4 separate regions of the Homo sapiens genome follow, and all the other regions are linked to region 1. A link is a contact called in ENCODE Hi-C or POLR2A ChIA-PET data. All regions are on one chromosome and are shown on one strand. The core of a region is the stretch at or near the end of the contact, and the rest is flanking DNA. Distances in the headings are between cores, read along the strand shown. Region 1 holds the start of ATP6V1G1 (ATPase H+ transporting V1 subunit G1). Region 2 has its middle 37 kb from the start of TEX48. Region 3 holds the start of TNFSF15 (TNF superfamily member 15). Region 4 overlaps WHRN (whirlin).

Region 1 (3,070 bases), core at 126-2,625:
AAAGGCTTCCCGGGAAGAAGTGTTTCCTAAATTGAGGTCTGATGGAAGACTAAGGGTCAGAGAACAAAGGGGAGGAGAATTGGAAAAGGCTTCTCACGTCAGAAGAAACAGCGTGTGCAAAAACCTGCAGGTGAAAGACATCATGCTGCTTCTGAGGGACCACAACGATTCAGTATAGCTGGAGGAAAGCACCAGGCCTGACCCACAAGAGCCTCCCCAACTTCATTAAGGAATTTGAGCTTTCTTCTGCAGGAACTAAACGTCTGACTACAAAGGCGGTAGGGAAATCATATCTGCACTTATTTATTTATTTTGTTCCTTACCAGCAGGAAGTCACATATTTGCATTTTAGAAGGATGACTGATTGCAGAGAGGAGAATGGATTGACTGGAGGGGACCAGAACGGGTTCTTCCACTCCCCAGTCTAGATTAAACTCACCTGTTAAATTCTTTAGCAACCTTACATTTCTCCACTCCAGCCCTCATCTCTCCTGCAATTAATTAACTGACCCAATACCTGCTTCCTTCACTGCGACACTGAATGCCACGTTAGGGGAGACAACTGATGCACTGGGCACTGCGCTTGCCACATATTAGACAGAAACACACACACACACACACACACACACACACTGCGCTTGCCACATGTTAGAAACACACACACACTGCGCTTGCCACATATCAGAAACACACACACGCACACACGCCAACGATTTAGACAACTACAGTACCTTTAGAGAAACTGGTGTCCTGGACTAAGACGCTGGTAGTAGACATGGGGGAAAAAGTGAAAGATACGCAAGCCTTGGCGACTGACTAAATGAGGGAGGGAGAAGAGGCAAGCAGGACTCCAGGTTTCTAGACCAAGCAACTGTGTGGATGCTGGCTCCCTTCACCGAGACTGACCACCCCAGAGCGGTTAAGTGGGAGAGAAGAAGAACAAAGAGCTCCGTTTGGAGAGCCCATTTCACATGCCTCCAGGCCCCAAGGACGGTAACCCATTATTGTTTCCACGCCCAATTTACCATCTCACATCGTGGCTTCCAGGCGATCCGCAAGCCTTCCAGAGCCTCAGCTCCTCAAAGCTTCGAAACACACAACCTTCCGCGACTATACGCACGCCCGCACCCCGCAGTTTTTCGGGCCTAATCTACCCACCACCTGAGGCCCAGCGGTCTTTCTTCGACTCGCGCCACGCCGGGCAGCCCCACCCTGAAACTCACTTTTGCGGGCCTCGGACACCTTCTCGGCTGCCCGCTTCTCGGCCTGCAGCAGCTGCTGAATCCCCTGAGACTGACTAGCCATGGCGGCAGCGATTCTGAGAGCAAGGCAAGCGGCCTAAGGCACCTCGAAGGCCCCTTGGGTCAGCTGACACAGCCGCCCACAATCTGCGCTTGCTCCTTGCGCCTGCGCTTCGCCCCCGTTGTCACGTGACCGCACAGCGTAGCATCAGCTGACCGCTCTTGAACTTCTGTGATTCGGCAGAAATGGGGCGGGGCGGGGCTGAGGAGAAAGGAGCGGAGCTCCTCGACTGCGCCTGTGCAGTCTACTGCGCAGTACTGCCCTCTACTCCTCTGTCCGCTCCCTGGCCTCTTTTAATGGCTACCCTGTCGCTGGTTCACTCTGTAGCCGCCCTGCCACGTATAGTGTCTGTTTGCAGTATGCTCAACGTCAAGAGAGGAGGGGCCAAGTCAAATCACTTTCCTCCTACTCTCCACACTGCTCTACTCACTCCCTTTCTGGGACTTTCTTTGGCACTCAAAATTTTATCGGGGTAGTTCAGGAAGATTCTTGCCAGTTCCGGGGATAGAGTCTTGGGTTGCCAGTTAGGAGACTCGGGATCAAGTCTGCCGCTAACCTGTGTGATTTTGGACAGGTCGCTATCCTTTTCTGAACCCGAGTTCAGGAATGGACTGGACTGTTTCCCATAAATATTTGATGAAAGCCTGCTGTGATCCTAGTCCACTGTTGATATTGAGGACATAGCAGAGAGCAGGGCAAACAAGGTCCCGGCGGAGCTCACAGTTTATGGACACAGACAGATTAATTAAAATAAATAGACAATTACAAACTGTGATAAAGTCATGAAGGAAAAATGCAGGGTGCCGTAAGAAGGAACCTTTAGTAAGGGGAGAGGAATATGGAGGTGTCTCTGAATGCTGTACCAAGGAAGTGGTGTTTAAGATCTGAAGGCCAGGCGCAGTGGCTCACGAGCCTGTAATCCCAGCACTTTGAGAGGCCGAGGCGGGTGGATCACTTCAGGTGAGGAGTTCGAGACCAGCCTGGCCGACGTGGTGAAACCCCGTCTTTACTAAAAATACAAAAATTAGCCGGGCGTGGTGGCGCGCGCCTGTAATCGCAGCTACTCAGTAGGCTGAGGCACGAGAATCGCTTGAACCCGGGAGGCGGAGGCTGCAGTGAGCCGAGATCGTGACGCTGCACTGCAGCCAGGGCGACAGAGCAAGACTGTCTCAAAAAAATTAAAATTAAAAAATTAAAATAGGCCAATCGCGGTGGCTCACGCCTATAATCCCAGCACTTTGGGAGGCTGAGGCCGGCGGATCACGAGATCAGGAATTTGAGACCAGCCTGACCAATGTGGTGAAACCTGGTCTCTACTAAAAATACAAAAATCCGGGCATGGTGGCGCGCGCCTGTAATCCCAGCTACTCAGGAGGCTGAGGTAGGAGAATCGCCTGAACCTGGGAGCTGAGGTTGCAGTGAGCCGAGATCGTGTCACTACACTCCAGCCTGGGTGACAGAGCAGACTCCATCTCAAAAATAAATAAGTAAATAAATAATAAAAATTCTCAAAAAATAAAATAAGATCTGAAGAATAAGAAGTTACCCAGGAAAGGATAGTGGGGGATGGAGGCGGTGGGAGATGATTAGGGGAAAAGGACCAGCGTGTGCGGAGTTGGGGAGGGGGTCAACTTGGCACGGAGACATCTCCCCATCCACCGTGAATAGGGAAATAGGAAGCCATGGTTTGAGTTTACAGTATGACGGGCCCTTGTCATCGCTTCACTCACTCCTCACATTAACTTTGATACTGTTACTAATTCCATTT
Region 2 (3,099 bases), core at 148-2,647, 130 kb before region 1:
GTAAGGTGATGACAGCTCCCACCCACAGACTCTTTGACATCACTGAGCATGTGCTTGGCACAGAGGCAGGACCCAGTCAAGTGCAGCTGTGTTGCTCTCATTCTCAGTGGGCTGGTTCTGAACTCACAGAGCTGGGGGCCGCCAGCCCTTACCATGGCAACAACCCGAACCCTGGCAGCCTCACCAGGGTAATTGCCACTTTGTGGGCACCAGTCTGATTGTCAGCAGGTCATTCTCAGACAACCTCATGGGGCCCATTCCTCTCTCTCTCCTGCCTTGGGCTCCCCTAGGGATCAGAAGCCCATTACCATAATGGCTGTGAGAACCTAATGAGATCAGATATATCATTTGCTAGGGCTGCCATAAAAAAGTACCACAGACTGAGTGGCTTAAACAGAAATGCATTTCCCCACAGTTCTGGAGGCTAGAAGTTCCAGATCAAGGTATCAGTAGAGTTGGTTTCTTCCATGGCCTCTCTCCTTGGCTTATAGATGATCACCTTCTCTTCATGTCTGCACATGGTCTCCCCTCAGTATGTGTCTGTGTCCAGATTTCCTTTTAAGGACCCTAGTCACATTGGATTAGGACCCATCGTGGTGACTTTAACTTGATTACCTCTCTAAAGACTCTATCTCCAAATATAGTCACATTCTGAAATACTGGACAGTAGGACTTCAGCAGATGAATTTGCATCATTATATGCATCAACGCAGGGATCAAGTATATAATGCATCAGACACAGTGCTTGGCATATGGTAAGCACTCAATAAATAGTGCCAAACATGAGGGTGATGACGGAGATGATGACTCTCCAGGCTGGAAGCCACTTCAACAAGATGACAAGCCACGGCTCAATACCCATCAGGAAGTCCCTCTGGGTTAATGGGAAGCCCTGGGATTTGGGAGGCCATGCACCTAGTGAAGTCATGCATACACTGGCTTTGGAGTCAGATCCACATGGGTTCAGAGCCTCAGGGCAGCACTCACCCACTGGAGATCCTAAGCAAATCATCCCACTTAGCTGAGCCTCAACTTTCCTCACGTATTGAGAGAGCCAATGTCAAGGGCCTAGCAGTGAGAGGTGCCCAGGGAATTCCTCTGTCTGTGAGCAGGATAACCAGATTTGAGTCCCAGTTTGGCCACCTTCTAGCGCTGACCTTGGGCAAGTCACTCTCAGTCCCTTCAGCTCTTGATGCGGAACAATAATCCCGCCTCATGGAGTTGTCGTAGGGTGGAAATGAGTCAAGGTATGTGAAAGTGCTTTGTAAACTGCAAAGCGCTCTGCACAGGTCAGCTGTTGCCCTCCTTTGAGGATGCAACCCTGCAGAGGTCTTCGTGAGAGGGCGCTCACACCCACACACCCGATTCCAAGAAAAACACAAGAGGTGGGGCCCCTGTGGTTTCATGACTCACAGAGGCCACTCCTGCAGGTGCTTTTTGACTATGCGACCAGGTTTGCTAACCACTCCCTAAGGCTGCAACTCACACCCCCTCTTCCCTGGTCCAGAAAGGAGGCATGGCAGACCAAAGATGACTTGGAAATTTATTAGAAGGCAGGGGGAGTGGGGTGTCAAGGATGTAAACAAGGAAGTCAGGAGGGCCATGAATTTTCTGGTTGGGGAGAGTGGAGAGGACACCATCTTTGATGAAAGGAAACCCAGGTAGAAAACTTCAGGAGGTGGCTGGAAATGCCAGATAGGAGTCAGGAGAGAAGTAATGAAGATATTACCTACAGTGAGGCTAGAACTGAAGATGTGAAAGCCAGAGTATAGAAAAGAGAAGAAAGAGGGAAGAGTGGGAACAGGAAAGGGGAGAAGGAAGGGCATGGTGTAAGGGGCAAAACCTTGAAGAATGCCAACATCTAGGATTTTAGGGAGAAAAAGGAGACAGAGGATTAGACAGGTAAAGCAGTCTGAGATAAGGGGAAGAGCAGGTCTATCAGGATTGAGAGATGTATTTTTCAGCTCAGGCTGTCATAACAAAATACCATGGGCTGGGTGACCTAAACAACAGACATTTATTTTCTCACAGCTCTGCAAACTAGAAGTCTGAGGCCAGGGTTTCAGCATGGTCGGGTCCTGATGAGGGCTCCCTTCCTGGCTTGCAGATGGCCACCTTCTTGCTGTGTCTTCATATGGTGCGAGGAGAGAGAGAGAAGAGAGAAAGAAGAGAGAGAGAAGAGGAGATAAAGAGAGAGAGAGAGAAGAGAGAGAGGAAAGAGAGAGAGAGAGAGAGAAAGCTCTCTAGTATCTCTTAAGCACCCTAAAATCCTTTTGGATCAGGGCTCTGCCCTTATGACGTCATTTAGCCTTAATTACTTCTGTAAAGGGCTTGTCTCCAAATACAGTCACCTTGGGGGTTAGGGTTACAACTTTTGAATTGGGGAGGGACACAACTCAGTCCACAGCAGGAGGGCAGAGGTAGGATGAAGATGGGAAAATGGTAGCCCAGGAAGCACACCTGCCCTAGAACACACACTGCCAGAACAGCACCTATTGGTAGCAAGAGCCTCTGCCAGCACTGGAGGAACTTTAAGCGCTTCCCCTATCTGTGTCTCTATTTCGCTGGTACACAATGTAGGAGTAGTGCTGTTCTCAAATATCCCCAGGATACAACCAAGCTCTCTTCCAAGGGCAAATGTCCCAGGGGCTCAAAAAAAGAGCCAGATGGTCTTTCAAACAAGCCCATTCAAGGCTAAAAGAAGGGAGGGGAGGTAATGCTAAGTTTAGAGACTCTAAATCCTCCCTTGGGAGTGAGTGAGCCTGTCTCAGGCAGCCCAGGAGCAAGAGAAGAAGACACCTCCTGTCACTCTGAGCTGTAAGAGAAGAGAGAGGGGGCTGCATGCCTCACCCACCCAAGTCCACCTCACTCCTAAATACAAACTTGTGTAGTGTTTAACTCTAGATGTAATTATGAGAGCCACTACCTTCTTGAAAAAGTTTTGGTCATCAAAGCAAAGGCTGACTTCCATTTCTTTCCATGTTTAATTAGGGAAAGGCTGTTTCCATGATGTGAGTCTGTGAGTCTCACCCACTGAGTCAGATTGTCATCCATCCTGCAGAGTTTGACTGGAGCCCACAACACCCCTGCCGGGCCATA
Region 3 (3,129 bases), core at 575-3,074, 220 kb before region 1:
GAAGGAATGGTCAAACATAGTCTAGTAGGAGGTATTCAATGATAGGGAAGAAAGGGAAGCTATAGGAACATAGAATATGATCATCTTACCCAATCTTGGAGGCAGGCGGATACAAAAATGGTTTCTACACACAATTAAGGAACAGGAGCATAGAAAAGAAAGGTTAAGTTACAATAGCAGAGATTTAGGTTAGTCTCAAAGACATTTTTTAATAGATTTGTTAAACCAAGAATGAGTAGCCATGGGACATGAAAATCATCCTTTGCTAGAATGAGCATAGGAGCATAGTGATATGAAGGAAGAGGACTGGACACTTCCATTTTGCAACAGTACAGCTAGTCAATAGTGTATCCAGGGAACTGCAGCTTGGGAAAGTAGTAAAAGTTGAGGCTGGACACTGGGGACGGGTGACAGTGAGCAGGGACCAAGCCATGAAAGGCCTTTCCAAGTAGCCTGAAGAGTCCAGGCTGTGACATAACCAGAAGTAGCAACTGGATGGAGGCGCTAGTAAAACTGGTTTCTGCCGTACATCACAGGCCATTCCTTAAACTTTCCTATTATTTCTAGAACCCATCTTTTCCCAGGGTCCTTTACTTTCCTCTGAGATCAACCCTCCCTGAGCTCTAAGGCCGAGTTCCAACACCACCTCTTTCTCCAGGAAGCCCCCTCAACCCCCTCACTGCAGGGTCTTACCCACTCCTGGGTAAAGACAGTGCAGGTATTTATGAACATGCATGATCCAGCAGTACCTATGGTGAAGTGTGATGGTGAAGAAGCCAGCAGCCAGCCTGCCTGAGTCCCAATCCTGGCTCTACCACTTGCCGTCTGTGCTTTATTTTCTTATGTGTAAAATGAGAATGATAGCTTTATTGTCACAAAATTTATCTCAGGATTGAATAATTTTATTGATGTATTTAACTTAGAGCAGTGATTGGCACAAAGTAAGCACTTAATAAATATAATCTTTTATTACATGTTGTGGCCCCCACACCCAACTGCAGGCAAAGCACATCACATGATCAATTAACTTTAGACTAATCAGGGAGTAGTGGTTAATGTTCTACCCTCACAGACAGTCACCTCGATCTGTGGCCTCATACTCTGATTAAACAATGGTCAATGCAGACTGGAAATACTTTCCTTTCATGGGCAGTCATGTGCTAGAGGTTACAACTCCAAGCCGTGATTTAGAACTAGGTCATCTTCCTAGCTCCTCTGTCTTCATCCTTGGATGACCTAGGACAAGTGCCTTCACCTTTTAGAACTTTGCTATTCCCATCTGTACACTGAGAATGAATTTCTATGAGGTTCAAAATGACAGAGGGCTAGGCAGCACTTTGCAAAGAGCTGATGCAAATGTGATTTCCGTTTCCCAATCTGCAAACCACACACCTCTCATCCCTCACTTTCACTTCCAGAAGCACACTCCCCAGACTGGCACAGCTGGTAAGCCTCCAGTGCAGGGAACAGGTATATTTTAATTTGCCCCACCCACTGACTTGATGAATTCTTTCTCTCCTCCTTCAGGGACTTTCCTAACTTCCTTCTGTAAACGAAGGAAGGAGCACATGAGCATACTGTATATAAATATGCTTGGGAAAGCTTTCTTCTTCTCCTTCTTCTTCTTTTTTTTTTTTTTTTTTTTTTCCTCAAACCAAACTTGGTTTCTGTTGTAGGCGGTGCATTCTCTAGCAGGGTAGGGCCACAGTGTGCTCTTGAAGAGGGGAGGGGAGAGGAAAAGGGAAGGAGGAGACTGAGTGATTAAGTCACCCACTGTGAGAGCTGGTCTTCTATTTAATGGGGGCTCTCTCTGCCCAGGAGTCAGAGGTGCCTCCAGGAGCAGCAGGAGCATGGCCGAGGATCTGGGACTGAGCTTTGGGGAAACAGCCAGTGTGGAAATGCTGCCAGAGCACGGCAGCTGCAGGCCCAAGGCCAGGAGCAGCAGCGCACGCTGGGCTCTCACCTGCTGCCTGGTGTTGCTCCCCTTCCTTGCAGGACTCACCACATACCTGCTTGTCAGCCAGCTCCGGGCCCAGGGAGAGGCCTGTGTGCAGTTCCAGGTAAGCCACATGGCACTCTGACCTTGGGGAGGAGCAGTGGACTCTCTGCAGTGAGTGGCAACTATTTCAGCTCTGGACAGAGGATAGAGTTTCTTGATGTATCACATTTCTTGTTTCTACATGCAGAGGAAATGTAGAGTGGGAGGGGTGGAGAGGTTCAATTTGGTGTTTATTCTCAATATTTCTAGGGAATGAACAGTCCCTTCTTTTACTGTGGGGATAACCTTCAGCCTCATATTTTTTAGATAATTATAATCATAGTATACTGGTAATTTGGGAAGATTCTTTTTATTTAAGAAAAAAACTTAAAATTACATAACTAACACGGTCATTGAAAAAAGTTAGAAAATACAGATAAGGAGAGGAAGAAAGTCATCATTACCCATAACTCTTATAGCTGACCACTGTTAACAGTTTGGGATATATAATTCTGTACAGAATTATATGCCAGATATAAAACGGATTTTTTAATGAGACGAGATTATTCTGAGTCTGCTAATATATTATGATTTTATTTATATGCTAATGAATTCACAACAACATGATGCTATAGATACACATTCCTATATGTGGATGCTATAATTTCTTTACCCACTCTTTTTCTTGGGTTTAGAACTTTTTCTCTTTTTAGAGCTTAAGAAAGAACCTCCTGCCTGGTTGTCTATCTCTAAGGTCTTGCTGAGGCCTGGGAGAAGCCTAGTCAGAAAAAGAATATGAAGTCTAGGGAGAACAATGGTAGGGGCAGCGATAGGTGTCAAGAAGAAAACATAATTCTTGGCTGGGAACAACAAAGATGTACCTCAAAACCTAAGGAATGAGTCTTTCCAGTAATATCCTTTTTAAAAATGTCCCTTCATAATCTATGGTGGCTGATTTCATTTCAGTTCAAAGTATTAAATTGCAAAGGGAAAAAAATGGGTTTTCAATGGGTTTAACTGGAAACCTAGCCTCTAAGCAATCCTGGCCAGTTTCAAAGCATAGACACCACAAGTAAGCCATGGAAAATCTGTAATTCTCGCTGCCCCATCAGGGTCAACAAACAGACTGTGATTCAGGCAGCAGCGTTCAT
Region 4 (2,796 bases), core at 120-2,619, 130 kb after region 1:
AAATTTTCTAGGCAGATGGTCAGAGTTTTATTTTTTCTTTTTGGATCTGTATGCCTTTTATTTCTTTTTCTTAACTTATTGCACTGACTACAATGTCTAGTATGATACTGAGTAGAACAGTTGAGAGAAAAATTTTGCCTTATTTCTATCTTAAAGGAAAGCATTAATTTTTCACCATGAAGTATGTTAGCTGTGGGATTTTCTGTGGATACTCTTCATCAGATTTGATTCCTACTTTGTTTAGAGAGTATCCTGAATGTATGTTGAATTTTTAAAGTATTTTTCTGATCATATGGCTTTTCTCTTTTAATCTGTTAATTACATTGATTTTCAAATGTTGAAACAGCCTTGCATTCCTTGTATAAACACTCTTGGTTGTGATAAATTATCCCTTATAGAGATTGCTGGATTTGATTTGCCAATGTTTTGTGGAGGATATTTCCATTTGTGTTCATGAAGGATAGTGGTCTGGGTTTTCTTTTCTTATAATGTATCTAGTCTTAGTATTATATAATGCTGGCTTCACAAAATGAGTTGGGAAGTCATTCATGAAAGTGTCTGGGCTTGAGTTTTTTTGGGGGAGATGATTTAACTATAAACTCCATTTTTTGGACATGTAATATATAGGATATCTATAGGTTATCTATTTTTCTTTCTTGAGTGTTAGTAGTTTGCGTCTCTCAAGAAATTGGTCCATTCATCCAAGTTGTGGAATTTAAAGGCAGAGAATTGCTTGTAAGGTGCCCTTATTATGTGAGTTTTTTTTAACTGTCAGGAATTATATAAATATTAAGACATTATTTTTGTCACCTTCATTAGGACTACCATAAAATCAGCCATAATCACAGAATGAAATACACTTAAAGGATCCTTATTAAACAAATATTATATAGTAACTGATGTAGTTTGGATATTTGTCCTCTCCGAATCTCATGTTGAAATGTGATCCCCAGTGTTGGAGGGGGCCTACTGGGAGGTGTTTGGGTCACAGGGGTGGACCCTTCATGAAGGGCTTGGTGCCCTCCCAGAGGTAATGAGTGAGTTCTTGCTCTATTAGTTCATGTGAGAGCTGGTTGTTTAAAAGAGCCTGGGACCTCTCTTACTCCTTCTCTCACCTTGTGACACACCTGCTCCCTTTTCACCATCTGCCATGAGTAAAAGCTTCCTGAGGCCTCACCAGAAGCAGATGCCAGCACCACGCTGTTTGTACAGCCTGCAGGACCATGAGCCAAGATAAACCTCTTTTCTTTATAAATTACCCAGCCTCAGGTATTCCTTTATAGCAATGCAAAACAAACACAGTAACCACACCCCTTCCTCCATGAAGAAACAGGAAGCAGGTGTGGAGAGTCTGTCAGGCTTGCTCTCGCCTCCCAGCAGAAGCATCAGGATGGAATCAGCAGACAAAGCCAAACTGCCTGATGGCAACGGGGCTCTATGCTGGGGGCCCAGAGCTCTGGGCCCTTCTCTCAGCCAGTCCTTTCCTTCCTTCTGGCCCTCAGCATCCCCATGTGTGAAATGGAGGGTTGGCAGCTGAGATCTGTGAGTGTAGACTGATTCCCGCCATCTGCCCTCCATCAGGGAGGAGCTGAAGATGGCACCTAATGTCCAGAGAGCACCTGTGATGAGCAAACCTCACTGTGGGCCAGGCTGCTACCCAGCCTCTTTTAGCCCAAAGGCAAGCATCTCTGAGAGACAGGGTCTGATTGCTCAATGCACAACCTAGGTGAGTGGGAAAACCACTCACACTTCTCAAACAAAAATGCCTGCTCTGTGCTGTGTTCAGGCCAGGATGCAAAGGAGATAGTGCTCAAGATAGGAGCTTTGGAGTCAAAGACACCTGGCTCAGGGCCTGCCTTCTCCACAGTCACTTCTTCAAGACAAGAACAATTTCCCGGATACTTACTGTGTGCCAGGTGCTGTCCTTGTTAGCCCTATAACCCTGAATTTGCGTGATGGAAACTCAGGCTGACGCCCCTTGGCAGCCGGCCAGCCAGCTCTCCCCACTTCTGCCCGGTTCTCTGCCGTCAGCATGTTGGTGACACCTGCCCGATGTTTCTGCACACTCTGCTTTTTAGATTTGGAACCCGGAGGATTCTTCTGGCCATTCAGGATGTGTTTAAGTAAAAGCATGGTGAAAATGGCAGAAGATACAGCAGCATGAGGGTAGTGGTGATAACAGGAAACAGTAATGATACATTTTTTAATTTTAATTTTTATTCTTTACCTTTCCTATGTTGCTGAGGAAATAGTAGTAACAGAAATAAGTCATTAGGGTGAGCAGTCTTCTAGTTATTTCTAACATGCAGGAATAACAACAGCAATTGCCAGCATTTTGGGAGTCCGCCCTCTGTCCCACCATGGTGCTTAGTGAGTACTGTGCCTACAGTGAATCATTTAATGCTCCCAGCATCCCTGCAAGGAGGCTCTGGTATTATCCCTATTTTACAGATGGGCAGCTGAAGCCCAGAGAGGTTAAGTAACTTGCCCAAGGTCACACAGTTAATAGGAAGAAGAGCTGGGATTCAAACCCAGGTGGGTCTAGCACTTAGTCACAGAAGTCCCATTCTCATCTCTTCCCTCTCCTCATACCTTCTCTGGTGAACCCCAGAGGTTCTTACAGAACTTAGATGGGTCCTCTCTTTGTGAAGTGGTTCTCAGGCAGACTGGGGGAGGGACACAGGGCAGGGCCTTCCCCTGTAGGCAGCTTGAATTTACTGCTTTGTGAAAATTAGGGAGGAGCGAATGGTCTTCACTTGGGGTTTTCCTGTGTGTGTGGTGTGTGCGTTCATGCGC

The links. A loop is a pair of places that touch in the nucleus more often than their neighbours do. ChIA-PET counts read pairs that join two places held with the same protein, here RNA polymerase II (POLR2A). Pooled maps may share reads with other maps.
Region 2: a loop to region 1 is called in a pooled map, with 4 times the contacts of the local background. The contact joins the enhancer-like site here to the promoter of ATP6V1G1 in region 1. A Hi-C loop is called at or near these places in 4 of 50 pooled maps. POLR2A ChIA-PET finds 5 or more read pairs at or near these places in 3 of 52 experiments (GM10248, H1 and HepG2).
Region 3: a map with no recorded cell type shows a loop between it and region 1 (7-fold over the local background). The contact joins the promoter of TNFSF15 here to the promoter of ATP6V1G1 in region 1. A Hi-C loop is called at or near these places in 1 of 37 single-sample maps with no recorded cell type and 2 of 50 pooled maps. POLR2A ChIA-PET finds 5 or more read pairs at or near these places in 2 of 52 experiments (RWPE1 and activated T-cell).
Region 4: a map of B cell shows a loop between it and region 1 (3-fold over the local background). The contact joins the enhancer-like site here to the promoter of ATP6V1G1 in region 1. A Hi-C loop is called at or near these places in 3 of 168 maps with a recorded cell type or tissue (B cell, dorsolateral prefrontal cortex and endothelial cell of umbilical vein) and 5 of 50 pooled maps. POLR2A ChIA-PET finds 5 or more read pairs at or near these places in 10 of 52 experiments (A549, B cell, CD4-positive, alpha-beta T cell and 7 more).

What each region holds. Positions count from the first base shown.
Region 1 is chr9:114,586,074-114,589,143 of GRCh38, reverse strand. ATP6V1G1 (ATPase H+ transporting V1 subunit G1) reads right to left here and starts at 1,375. Exons shown (of 3, transcript NM_004888.4): 1 at 1,224-1,375. The coding sequence starts at 1,305. RefSeq lists enhancers at 940-1,449, 1,560-1,639, 1,278-2,096, 2,097-2,916.
Region 2 is chr9:114,717,274-114,720,372 of GRCh38, reverse strand. No RefSeq gene overlaps it. Among named protein-coding and RNA genes, the nearest start is that of TEX48, 37 kb to the right of the region's middle. RefSeq lists enhancers at 1,350-1,469, 837-2,036. Within about 2 kb of position 1,397, at least 3 of the 41 ENCODE cell types and tissues checked have a DNase peak (open chromatin) inside an H3K27ac peak, as active enhancers do.
Region 3 is chr9:114,804,734-114,807,862 of GRCh38, reverse strand. TNFSF15 (TNF superfamily member 15) reads left to right here and starts at 1,824. Exons shown (of 4, transcript NM_005118.4): 1 at 1,824-2,060. The coding sequence starts at 1,851.
Region 4 is chr9:114,451,549-114,454,344 of GRCh38, reverse strand. The region is part of intron 3 of WHRN (whirlin); the gene reads left to right. Among named protein-coding and RNA genes, the nearest start is that of WHRN, 53 kb to the left of the region's middle. Within about 2 kb of position 1,369, at least 8 of the 41 ENCODE cell types and tissues checked have a DNase peak (open chromatin) inside an H3K27ac peak, as active enhancers do; they include B cell, CD4-positive, alpha-beta T cell and OCI-LY7, where a contact is called at or near this core.